Linked DNA regions of Homo sapiens: region 2 is linked to region 1. The links are chromatin contacts, found by Hi-C or POLR2A ChIA-PET in ENCODE. All regions are on one chromosome and are shown on one strand. Each heading gives the region's core, a stretch centred on a gene start or an enhancer-like site at or near the end of the contact. The rest is flanking DNA. Distances are from core to core; before and after follow the strand shown.

The links. Hi-C counts contacts between places; a loop is a spot of excess contacts on that map. ChIA-PET counts read pairs that join two places held with the same protein, here RNA polymerase II (POLR2A). Pooled maps may share reads with other maps.
Region 2: a loop to region 1 is called in a pooled map, with 6 times the contacts of the local background. The contact joins the promoter of SRSF9 here to the promoter of CIT in region 1. A Hi-C loop is called at or near these places in 1 of 50 pooled maps. POLR2A ChIA-PET finds 5 or more read pairs at or near these places in 2 of 52 experiments (PC-9 and naive thymus-derived CD4-positive, alpha-beta T cell).

The regions. Positions count from the first base shown.
Region 1 is chr12:119,873,686-119,880,090 of GRCh38, forward strand. It overlaps CIT (citron rho-interacting serine/threonine kinase), which reads right to left and starts at 3,635. Exons shown (of 48, transcript NM_001206999.2): 1 at 3,564-3,635; 2 at 2,388-2,496. The coding sequence starts at 2,483. RefSeq lists an enhancer at 3,025-3,084 and a silencer at 3,315-3,394.
Region 2 is chr12:120,466,825-120,473,229 of GRCh38, forward strand. It overlaps SRSF9 (serine and arginine rich splicing factor 9), which reads right to left and starts at 2,924. Exons shown (of 4, transcript NM_003769.3): 1 at 2,598-2,924. The coding sequence starts at 2,785. It also overlaps a transcript of DYNLL1 not described here. RefSeq lists silencers at 2,163-2,332, 2,583-2,882.

The sequences.
Region 1 (6,405 bases), core at 2,385-4,884:
CTTAAAATGCTGATGGGGATGGTCCCACAGAAAAACCTAAGCTTTCAATTTGTTTCCACTCTCATCTGTTTAAACACCCAATACCAATATTTTGGAAAAAAAAAAAAGTTATCAAGAATACTTCATCATTCATCATCTTACAGGTATCCTACATAACTACCTTCCCAAATATAATTACTATTAAGGAAACAAATTTAGTATTAATATTATAACTAATACTATTCTATGCTGAGTATTAACAATAATTACCATTTTTTATAAGGAGTTTACTAAGAGCCAGGCAAGGTGCTAAGTGCTTTAAATCGAATATCTCATCTAATCCTCACAACAACCCTGTGGATTAGGTACTACAACCTCTATGTTATTTTTTTTGTTTTCTTTTGTTTTGTTTTGTTTTGAGATGGAGTCTTACCCACTCTGTCGCCCAGGCTGGAGTGCAGTGCACCATCTCGGCTCACGACAACCTCCGCCTCCCGGGTTCAAATGATTCTCCTGCTTCAGCTTTTCAAGTAGCTGGGATTACAGGTACATGCGACCACCATGCCCAGCTAATTTTCTATATTTTTAGTAGAGACAGGGTTTCACCACGTTGTCCAGGCTGGTCTCGAACCCGTGACCTCAAGTAATCCGCCCGCCTCAGCCTCCGAAAATACTGGCATTACAGGCTACAACCTATTTTAAAGAATAGCAAATGGACTCAGAAAAGGTAACTGACTCACCCAAAGTAATGCAGCTAACTAGTGCTGGGACTGGGATTCAATTCTAAATCTTCATGGTCTCTATTGTCCCCCTGACTTACGAATACATAAATCAAACAAGGATTTCTACTTCACCAGTGTTCCACATACATCAGAAACAAAAGAATTAAAAATCTATTTGGAAGTAATCTTATGATATTAAGTTTTAACGCATCTGGGGTGACAGAAATGTGTATCTTGAGAGGAATGAGGGTTAAACAGGTGTGGTATTCATCAAAACTTTTTTTAAAATCTTAAAAAATACCATCCTGACTAACACAGTGAAACCCCGTCTCTACTAAAAATACAAAAAATTAGCCGGGCGAGGTGACGGGCGCCTGTAGTCCCAGCTACGTGGGAGGCTGAGGCAGGAGAATGGCGTGAACCCCGGGGGGCAGAGCCTGCAGTGAGCCGAGATCGCGCCACTGCACTCCAGCCTGGGCGACAGCGAAGACTCTGTCTCAAAAAAAAAAAAAAAAAATCTTAAAAAATAAACATCCCTGCAATGAAAATGAATAGGATTATACCCACAGAAATTGTAGTTTTAAAAAGCATCTTTGTTCATTTATTTTTCTTTCTTCAATAAAAGGACAAACTTGCCCTGGTACAGGGGCTTATGCCTGTAAGCCCAACACTTGCAGAAGCTGTGACAAGTAGATCACTTGAGCCCAGGAATTCGAGACCTGCCTGGGCAACATGGTGAAACCTCATCTCTACAAAAAATACAAAAATTAGCCAGGTATGGTGGCACACACCTGTGGTCCCAGCTACTCAGGAAGCTGAAGTGGGAGGATCGTTTGAGCCCAGGAGGTCAAGGCTGCAGTAAGCCGTGATTGTGCCAATGCACTCCAGCCTGAGCCACAGAGCAAGACCCTGTCTTGCAAGCAACCAATCAATCAATGAATGAATAAACTTTAGTACAGAAGTGTAAAGTGTGAGAAATATGAAAAGATCTCCCTTCTAAGGCAAGTTCAGCTATCTACTTCTGCACAGTGTCTTTTTTCCAAAAGAATCAGTGCATATAAAACTCTAAATAGAGGGCCAGGTGCAGTGGCTCACACCTATAACCCCAGTGCTTTGGGAGGCCAAGGCAAGAGGCTCACTTGAAGTCAGGTGTTCTATATCAGCCTGGGCAACACAGTGAGACCCCATCCCTACAAAAAATTAAAAAATTAGCCAGGCATGGTGGCACAGGCCTAGAGTCGACAGAAGACCTTGTTTCAAACAAAACAAAACAGAATTTCCCCTAAAATATTATCCCTGGTCCTATAATAAAAGCAAGCTGGGCACGGTTCATGCCTGTAATCCCAGCACTTTAGGAGGCCAAGGCAGGTGGATCACTTGAGGTCAGGAGTTCGACCCTAGCCTGGCCAACATGGTGAAACCCCGTCTCTACTAAAAAGAAAAATACAAAATTTAGCCGGGTGTGGTGGCAGGCGGCTGTAGTCCCAGCTACTCTGGAGGCTGAGGCAGGAGAATCGCTTGAACCCAGGAGGCGGAGGTTGCAGTGAGCTGAGATTGCACCACTGTACTCCAGCCTGAGAGACTGAGACTCTAAATAAATAAACAAATAAATAAAAGCAAAGGTGAGTGACAAGGAGATTCCAAGGACACACACAGGTGAGCAAAGTTGGCAGGGTAGGCTGTTACCTGGAAGAACAGATTCAGCCTGGAGGCCCGGCTGGCAATGGGTTCAGCAGCACCAGCATCCAAAGGATTCCGCGCTCCATATTTGAACTTCAACATCTCCCCACTGGCGCTGAAAGGATATCAGAAAAGTCAAGTGTGTCCTATGTTTTGAGCAGGAAGGGCCTGAGAGATCCTGATCTCCCTCAAGATATCAGGGACAAGGAGGTGAAAATCAGCTACCACTCCAGTTTTAGGAAGCTCAGTCTAATCATGGAGATTAAACACCAGATTTTAACTCACTGTGACAGGAGATGATACACTTATCTGACATACTCTCTTACTTATAAATGTGTTTATTATCTCCCCCCTTAGAATGGAAGCTCCACAAGGGCAGAGATGTTTGCCCCCATGCAGTGGGGGCACACATAGCCTGGCACACAAATAGGTGCGAATAGTTATTAAATGAATGACTGAAATAAGCAAAATATATAGCTTGTTGTAAGGTGTTAAGTGCTATGGGGTAAAAACAAAATCGAGCAAGAAAAGGACAATGGGGGTGAGATGGTGCAATTTTTAGTGTGGTCAAATAAGACTTCACTGAGAAGCCACCATTTGACCCAAGACTTGAAGACCTGAAGCGAATGACCAGCAAGCCATGTTGATATCTGGGGAAAGAAAGACATCCGTGGCAAACGAAACAGCCAAGCCAAAAGCACTGAGGCAGGACCTGGCCTCTCCAGCAACAGCGAGGCCAGACGGACTGGAGCAGAGCGAAAGAGGCGGGGGCATCATGAGGTGATGGGGTGGGCACGGGGTATGAATACGCTGAAACAGAGAGGTTAAGTAAATGGCTAAGTTCACGCAGATAATAAGGAACCGGCCGACTACACTGGGCAGAATAATGCAGTTAGTGCTGACAGGAGGCAGAGCTGAAGAGACAAAGCACTCCGCCTGGTTTAGGGGAGGAGCAAGCCTCCTGCCCCAGCACCACTCGGCTGACCCCTCGGCTCCCAAGGAAGGTGGGCGCGCGCACAGCTAGCCCCGGAAGACCCTCCAGGCCTCCCGCAGCCCTGGGGGTGGAATCGCCGCCCTCCCCGGGGCGGGAGGGAAACCCGGGACTTGTATGGGTGGAGGCGGCCCTCCCCTGGCCTTGCAGAGCCGGGTGCGGTAGAATTGGGTCTGGGGGATCAGACTCACGCTCTGCGAACCCCCAGGTCTGCGATCTGTTCCGCCCCGCGCCTCCCGCCGCCGCGTTTGAACCCGAGGAACGGCGCGGGCGGGTCTCAGCCGTGTTTGGACCAATCAGCGTCTCCGCTCCTATGATAGACATGGGCGTCTCAGCCAGGCCCCGCCCATGTCCCTAAAGGCATGGAGGAAAGTGAAGGGGAGAGCCAATCAAATTGCATCTTCCTTTGACTCGCGACCAACGGGAAAAAGGGAAGGGCAAAATCAGCAGGGCAGGTCTTGGAAGTTTGAAATTGGCGGTTACGCAGGATGCTGCGTTTGAGGACGCGACTGTTAATCTAGGATCCCTGAGGAGGTCGCCAGGGCGCTGTCCCCTGCTCTCGGCCACCTGCAAGGAGGAAGGCAGCCAGGCTGCTCTGCCTGGTCTTCTTTCTCTCTCATGTGGCTAAGGTAGAAGTACTTGTTACCTGGGGAAGCCCAGTGGTCCTCTGCTACAGCTGAGGCAGCGAATGTTTTGAGCTTGACTTCAACCTACCTTGATTACTCTATCTCCGGGCTGACTGCCCTGCAAGGAGTTGGTGACAGTCATTGAGACTGTCTGAAAGGACACTTTAAAATAAATTATAGACGAGATACTTAAACAGGCACTTCACCAAAAAGGAAATCCAGATGACCAACAAATGTGTGAAAGTTGTCAACCTCGTTCATAATCAGAAAATATGAAAAATAAAGTCACAGTGAGAAAGAATAACACTCAAATTCGAGAACAACAACAACAAAAGGATGTGACAGTGTTTGCGAAGATGTGGAAGTACACACACTTATACAGTACCCGTAGGCGTGTAAATGGATACAATCTCTTTGAAATTTGAAAAAAAAGTTTGGCATTATTTGCTAACATTGAAGATTTGTGCATTCTATGACTATTGCTAGGTGTAGTTTCTCTACCTAAGAAAAACTCCTATTTATTTATTTATTTTGAGATGGAGTCTTGCTCTGTCTCCCAGGCTGGAGTGCAATGGCACGATCTCGCCTCACTGCAACCTCCACCTCCCAGGTTCAAGCTATTCTCTTGTCTCATCCTCCCAAGTAACTGGGATTACAGGTGCATGCCACCATGCCCAATTGTTTGTATTTTTAGTAGAGATGGGGTTTCACCGTGTTGTCCAGGCTGGTCTTGAACTCCTGACCTCGAGTGATCTGCCCACCTCGGCCTCCCAAAGTGCTGAGATTACAGGCCCTGAGCCACCACGCCGGCGAGAAACTCCTACTTATGTACACCAAGAGATGTGTATAAGAATACAAAATAGTGTTCGCAAAAAACTGGAAGTGATATAAATGTCCATCAGCAGTAGAAAAGACAAAATTGTATATTGCAGTGTTTTCACAAGCAATGAAAAAGAATAAACTGCAACTAACCACAATGACATAATGAGTCTCAAAACAAGGCCTAATGAAGGAAGCAAGAAAATAACATATGATTCCATTATGATTCCATTCTTATAAGTTCCAAAACAGGACAAAACAAAGCAACATTGTTTAAGGAGGGATGTATTAGGTTGATGCAAATCATTGCAGTTTTTGTCATTGTTTAAAGTAATGACAAAACCATAAAGAAAGCAACAGCCAGAATAGTAGTTACCTGGGGTTGGGATGGAGGCCTTTCAGGGTGTTGGGGTGCTGCTGTGATCTATTTCTTAACCTAGGTAGCAACAATATGGATGTGGTTTCATAATGATTAAATTGTGTGTATATGTGTGCACGCATGTGTGTGTGTGTATGTTCTATTTATATATGTAAAGTCCTTTTTGTACTCTCCTAATTCTACAGTAGACAGAACTGGAGATGTGTTCTCTCTCTCACACACACACACACACACACGCACACCAGCACATAATTAGAGCTACAGGCTTGCTTAATACACATTTGTTCTTTTTTCCTTCCCCAAACATAACTTACTTCTTGTTCCCGGGGCCAATAATGGATAGCTACTATTTATCAAGCACCTCTTTTTTTTTCTTTTTTCTTAGACAGAATCTCACTCCGTCACCCAAGCTGGAGTTCAGTGGCACAATCACGGCTTACTGCAGCTTCCACCTCTCCAGGCTCAAGTGATCATCCCACCTCAGCCCTTCCAGTAGCTGGGACCACAAGAATGTACCACCATGCCTGGCTGTTTTTTTGTTTTTTTGGGTTTTTTTTTTTGTAGAGATGGGGTCTCCCTATGCTACCCAAGCTGATCTCAAATTCCTGTACTCAAGCAATCATCCTGCCCCGACCTCCCAAAGTGCTGGGATTACAGGTGTGAGCAACTGCGCCCAGCCCAGAAACTTCTATATAAAGAAAATAACTGGCCAGACCCAATGGCTCATGCCTGTAATCCCAACACTTTGGGAGGCCAAGATTGGTGGATCACTTGAGGTCAGAAATTTGAGACCAGACTGGCCAATGTGGTAAAACCCCATCTCTACTAAAAATACAAATTAGCCTGGCGAGGTGGCAGGTGCCTGTAATCCCAGCTACTCAGGAGGGTAAAGCAGGAGAATCACTCGAACCTGGGAGGCGGAGGTTGCAGTGAGCTGAGATCTCACTTGCCACTGCACTCCAGCCTGGGTGAGACAGTGAGACTCGGTAAAAAAAAAAAAGAATAATTATCATTGGCTGAGTGCTTTCTAGGTTTCTAGGTGCAAGCCTTCAATAGCCCCTGAAGTAGGCACTATTATTAGCATCCACCCCTATGGAAAGGAGCCACTCTCACGCTGGCTCAGAGGCAAATATCCCAGATATTCCCTGTTTCCCAAAGATGTGTCCCCACAACTGGTATGAGCAACACTTTCAAGTGGCAAAAAAAGTC
Region 2 (6,405 bases), core at 1,674-4,173, 590 kb after region 1:
GCGCCTGGCCTTGGAACTCTAAGTGTACCTTTTCAGCATGGTTTGGAGAACTATTTTTGTCAAAAAACATTCTTTGGATACAATTTTGCCAAAAGAGATAAATATTCAATAAAATTACTTTAAGTCTTTCCTAGGACTCTAGGAGAGTCAGGAATGCCACGTTGATTCTCCAGTATTGGATGGTAGAAAGTGTGACCTTGGAGCTTGGGTGGACAAGAGGAGCTGAATGTGCTAATGAAGGCATTGTTCAGTGTCACAGGCACATAATCACTTGTAAGATTTTAGAACTAAAAGCAACAATGACCATATCCAGTGCAACCTTGACTACGTAAAATGCAGACTGGGAGAGGCAGAACTGCTAGGAGGTCAGAACAACTCTGAATAAAAACTGGCCAGCATTCAGGCCAGGCGCTGTGGCACATGCCTGTAATCCCAGCACTTTGGGAGGTGGATCACTTGAGGTTAGCAGCTTGAGACCAGTCTGGGCAACCTGGTGAAACCCCTCGTCTCTACTAAAAAGATAAAAATTAGCTGGGCATGGCATCGCGCAGCTGTAATCCCAGCTACTCAGGAGGCTGAGGCACGAGAATCTCTTGAACCCAGGAGGCGAAGGTTGCAGTGAGCTGAGACTGTGCCGCTACACTCCAGCCTGCACGACAGAGCCAGACTCCATCTCAATAAATACAATAAATAAATAAAATTAGCCTGCATTCAAATCACTATTCTGCAAATTACTAGTAGTCATCTCTGGGTAAGTGTTTAATCAAGTTTTTACATCTCTAATGTGAACAGTATGCCTATCTCACAGGGTTATTGTAATGGTTAAATAAGATACTACATGAAATGCTTTGCTTGAATCTTCACATCTAGTGACACCAAAAGATAGTTTTTCTATTATGAAAGGAATGAGGGAAGATGACAATGTAGCGTATCATATAGTAAGTTTGCATTCGAAAAACAGAAGAGGGAGTTCAAATCCATTGATCCCGGCCTGGCGTGGTGGCTCAGGCCTGTAACCTCAGCATTTTGGGAGGCTGAGGTGGGTGGATCACTTGAGGTTAGGAGTTCAAGACAAACCTGGCCAACATGGAGAAACCCCGTATCTGCTGAACATAGAAAAATCAGCCAGGCATGATGGCGGGCGCCTGTAATCCCAGCTACTGGGAAGCTGAAGCGGGAGAATCGCTTGAACTCAGGTGGCGGAGGTTGCGGTGGGCCGGGATCGCACCACAGCACTCCAGCCTGGGCAACAAGAGTGAAGACCTGTCTCAAAAAAAAAAAAAAAATAGTACCTACACCTCATAAATTGTTAAAAATACTAAATACAGGCTGGGCGGGTTGCTCACGCCTGTAATCCTAACAATTTGATCCGCTGAGACGGGAGAATCACCTGAGCTCAGGAGTTCCAGACCAGCCTGAGCAACATGGTGAAACCCCTAATTTATCAATCTAAAAAAATAAGAAGGAAAGAAAAAAAGCTAAATACACACCATGGCACTTGACCCATAGCAACTGTTGAAAAACCACAATGGCACGGTTACTAAATAAGCGAGGCATAGCCTTCTCCGGCTTAGGGGTAAAAATGCCCAGTTCCGGTTTTGAGGCAAATGAGGAGATACTAGGGATGAGCTGTCAGAGTCGACTCTTCAGCCATCAACGCCTCGCGGTGCTTCCTGCCTGCCCTTCCTCAGATGCTCCCCTTGCCCTATCAATACGTCCACCCCAGGTAGGTCGGACACCCTACGAACATTCCGCGTTCCCCGGGAGCAAATGATGCTAGGAAAACAGGGTGCGGGCTCTTATTTGGCCGGAGTGGAGTGACCAGGTCAGCGCCGCAGCTGCTAACCACCACCAACCACAGTTTTGAAAGTTCCTGGGCTTTTTCCGGCCTGAGGGCCGACGCTGTTTGCAAAATCACAAGCACTCCTTAGAGCGGGGTTAGGAATCTAGAGTTTCCAAATCCCTGGAACCTTTAGCATCTCGCCAAGCCTCCCTCATCAAAGGAGGGAAGTGAAATCAGAGCCCCACTCCGGCTGTTTTAGAAGTTTTCCCGAATCCGTGATCCCTTTACAAAGCCCGGGCCCTGGCCTGCGGGGCGGGGCGCGCGAACGGCGAGCTATTCCACCAGAGATCCCTCCACGACCTCCAGCGGCATCCGCGACCCTGCAGCTTGCTCTCCAGCCACGGCGAGCACGGGCCGGGGGAGAGGCGAGCGGGAAGGGCGAACGGCGACCCCCGCGCTGCCCCGCGGCCGCTTCCCCCTACGGTGCTGCCCCAGGCAGGAGGCGGACAAGGCTCATTTGGACCCCCCGAGGCCGGTGCAGGCGGGCTTGGGCCCTCCAAAGGCTCAGCTTTTGGGTTTCTAAGTAAAATATTGGAATAATAAAAATAAAGGAAGTGACGACGGCGCGAAGGACGGCCCGGGCCTGCGAGGAGAGGCTGCCTCATCCTCCACCCGTGAGGGGGCGCCGTGAGGGGTCTGCGCGGAGGCGGGGGGAGGGGAGGCCGGGGGGAGGGGAGCCCTGGGGGAGGGGACAGCAGGGAAGGCGGGGGCCTCAGGCACCGAGGAGGAGAGGGCAGGGGCGCGGGGGCCTCACCGGGGGTCCTCGAAGCGCACGAAGGCGAAGGGCACGAGGCCGTGCCGGTTCTTGAGCTCGATCTCGCGGATGCGGCCGTACTTGTAGAACAGGTCCTCCAAGTCCTTCTCGCGCACGTCGGTCGGAAGGTTCCCCACGTAGATGCGCCCGTCGCCCTCGCCGCCGCGCTCGTCCGCCCAGCCCGACATCCGCACCGCCCGACGCCGCGGGCCCGCCGCAGCCCACGTCGCCGCCGCCGCCTCAGCACGGGTCCCCCCGCAGCGTCCCCGCGGGCTCCGAGGCGCTCAGCCGCACTGCATTGTGGGAACGCGGAGCGGAAGCGAAGGGGTCGGCGGAGGCAAAAGGAGTCCTCTTAAAGAGAACGCGGCTGCGACCATTGCGCGTGCGCGCAGGCCGGCGCCCCCTGGAGGTGCGAAGGGCCTTCGGGCGCTGACAGGGAGAGCCTGGGGCCGGGCCGTGTGGATGCCATCCCCGAGCGCGGTTCGCGCTCGGCTGAGGCGCTGGACAAGTGGCTTGGGCTCCCGCGCCTCAGTTTCTCTCTGTGGCGCCGCCTACCTCACAGACTTGTGAGCACTCACTGACGTGGGTAGCGCCCAGGGCCTGCGGGGCGCAGGAGAGCTGGAGTCAGGCGGAGACCGCAGGCTGACCCCGCAGCGGCCGGGCTGTCGCGGCCCCCACCTCAGGTCAGTAGGCCCCCGGGCCACCCTGTCCCCATTTTACAGTTGCTCAGAACTGACGGTGTCAGCATGAGATGGACTCCATAGCTTGGCCTTGAGTTTGTCGGAGTCGAGGGAGTAAGACTCTTAATGAGTATCACAGCGATCACTATAGAGTGCATCCGACTTGTGCTTTTCATCCTCTCCCGGGCAGAGTCTGAGGCCACAGAGGGGTCAGGAATGGAACCCAGAGCCATGCTCCCATCCTAAGTACTGAGTCCTTATGGAGCTCAGGTAGACACCCACCTTGGCACTTACTTTTCCACATTCACATCCCAGAACGCGGAGCATTGAACCCAGGGACCTTACAGTGAGGCCTTGCACCAGAAGACTTTTTGTTTGTTTTTGATACAGGGTCTTATTCTGTTGCTCAGGCTGGAGTGCAATGGCGCGAACACGGCTCACTGCAGTCTCGATCTCGCTGGACTCAGGTGATCCTCCCACCTCGGGGCGCCGTGAGGGGTCTGCGCTGCGTCCAGCTAGTTTATTTTCTATTTTTTTTGTAGAGAGGCTGGTCTCGAACTCCTGGGCTCAACCGATCCTCCAGCCTTGGCCTCCCAAAGTGTTGGATTACCGGCTTGAGCCCGGCGCCCGGCTGGAATACTCCTAACCTAAAGATTGTTCAGGCTGGGTGCGGTGGCTCACGCCTGTAATCCCAACACTTTGAGAGGCCAAGGCGGGAGGATCACTTGAGGTCAGTAGTTCGAGACTAGCCTGGGCAACATGGGGAAACCCCGTTTCTACTAAAAATACAAAAATTAGCTGGGCGTGGTGGCGTGTTCCTATAATCCCAGTTACGCGGGAGGCTGAGGCAGGAGAATTGCTTGAGCCCGGGAGGCGAAGGTTGCAGTGAGCCGAGATCATGCCACTGCACTTCAGCCTGGGTGACAGAGTGAGACTGTCTCAAAAATAAATAAAGATTTTTCATATTAAAAATGAAACCTGGCTGGGCGTGGTGGCTCATGCCTGTAATCCCAGCACTTTAGGAGGCTGAGGTGGGTGGATCACTTGAGGCCAGGAGTTCAAGACCAGCCTGGCCAACATGGCAAGACCCGCCCCCCTACTAAAAATACAAAAAAAAAAAAAAATTAGCCAAGCTTGGTGGCACGCCTGTAGTCCCAGCTGCTTGGGAGGATGAGGCACGAGAATCGCTTGAATCTGGGAGGCAGAGGTTGCAGTGAGCCGAGATTGTGCCACTGCACTCCTCCAGCCTGGGTGACAGAGGGAGACTCTGTCTCAAAAACAAGACAAAACAAAAACAAACAAAAAAAGGGACTAAAACCACACATTTAATCAGAAGGTAGTTGATTTCTCATTATACCATCTGAGCATTTTAAAATCAAAACAAACCAAAGACTAGACACCCACATATACTACTGAGTGTATATCTTTTTTGGAATACAAGTTGATAGTATACATCAGGCTTTCATAATATACATATACCCTTCGATCTTGTAATTCTGCTTGTAGGATTTTTTGTTTGTTTGTTTTGAGACGGAGTCTTACACTGTCACCCAGGCTGCAGTGCAGTGGCGTGATCTCGGCTCACTGCAAGCTCCGCCTCCCAGGTTCATGCCATTCTCCCGCCTCAGCCTCCTGAGTAGCTGGGACTACAGGTGCCTGCCACCACGCCCGGCTGATTTTTTTATATTTTTAGTAGAGACAGGGTTTCACCGTGTTAGCCAGGATGATCTCAATCTCCTGACCTCGTGATCCGCCTGCCTCAGCCTCCCAAAGTGCTGGGAATACAGGCGTGAGCCACCGCGCCCAGCTGCTTGTAGGATTTTTATCAGACGGAAATAAGCAAGAGATTCTCATAATAAATTACATGTGTATATTTATCATTGCATTCTGTGCAATTAAAAAAATTAAACTTGATAATAAGGGAGTGGCTCAACACATTAACTTTGAATGTTACACAATTATTAAGTCATGTTTTTAATATGACAGAGATATTAAAGTCACAGTAATTTACAGTTAAAGTGAATTGAAAGTGGTGTTTAATGTATACACATATATAGTGTATTTGCTGCTTGTAACAAAAAAAAAATAGAAAAAGCTTTCCAAATGTTGTGGTTGTGGAGATATCTCTTGATGGCAGTGATTTCTATGTTTTTATTTATGCTTTTCTGTATTTCTCAAATTGTAATTAGCATGCACTACTTTTATAATTGGAATAAAACATAATAAATGATTCCTAAAATAAAACCATTATAACTATCTGTTGTATTCTGGATTATGTAAAGCATCTAGCTGTTCTCTAGACAAGCAGGAAAGAGCCCTGGCCAAATATGATCTCGAGTCTAAGTGTGCAGCCTTATAGGAGCTTACATATCCTATAGGCATCCGAAAGTCCAGATGCCTTCTCATTTTGGGTGGTGTGCTTAGGTGTATTAATACCATTCTCTGAGTCCTACCACTCCTATGTGATTGTTGCCTGGAAAGACAAAAAAGGAAAAAAAAGTGCTGTTGGAGACAATTGGGCAGTCTCCTAGGGAGAGAGAAATAGAGTCAGCTAAGTGACTCAATAGGACTGTAGGTGGAAAACTGCTTGCAAATAATAATAATTCAGCTTTAATTGTGCAATGTCCTGCAGCATACAATCTCCAAAGGAGTTCAGTTACCCAGCAGAAAATGTAGGGATGTGGTTAGTACAGGCTTCTTGGATTAGATAGAGCACAGCTAAATCCTTAGGAGGCATTTATGATCATCCATGAAACCCCCTTTATTCCTGTACTGACCTTTGCAGTTAGAACACAAATGAGACCACAATTATGACTTCATGTTCAAAGGGTTCATAGGTTCCATTCTCTGCTAAGGCCAGAGACTCTAGGCAGGGACACCTTTTAAACTTTTTGTTCATCTAGATATTCAACATTATTTATGATTTAGGTCCTGTATGAGGCCCAGGGCATGCAATAATACAGCTCTGTCCTTGAGTTGTGTATATAGGTTGCTATTCGGTCATGTAGAGTACAGTTGTGATAAGGATAAGCTGCTTGAGACTACATCGGAGGGTCACCTACCACAGTCTTAGAGATTCTAAGGAAGGCTTCTGGGAGGAGATGTTTAGAGTCTTGAAGAACCAGTAG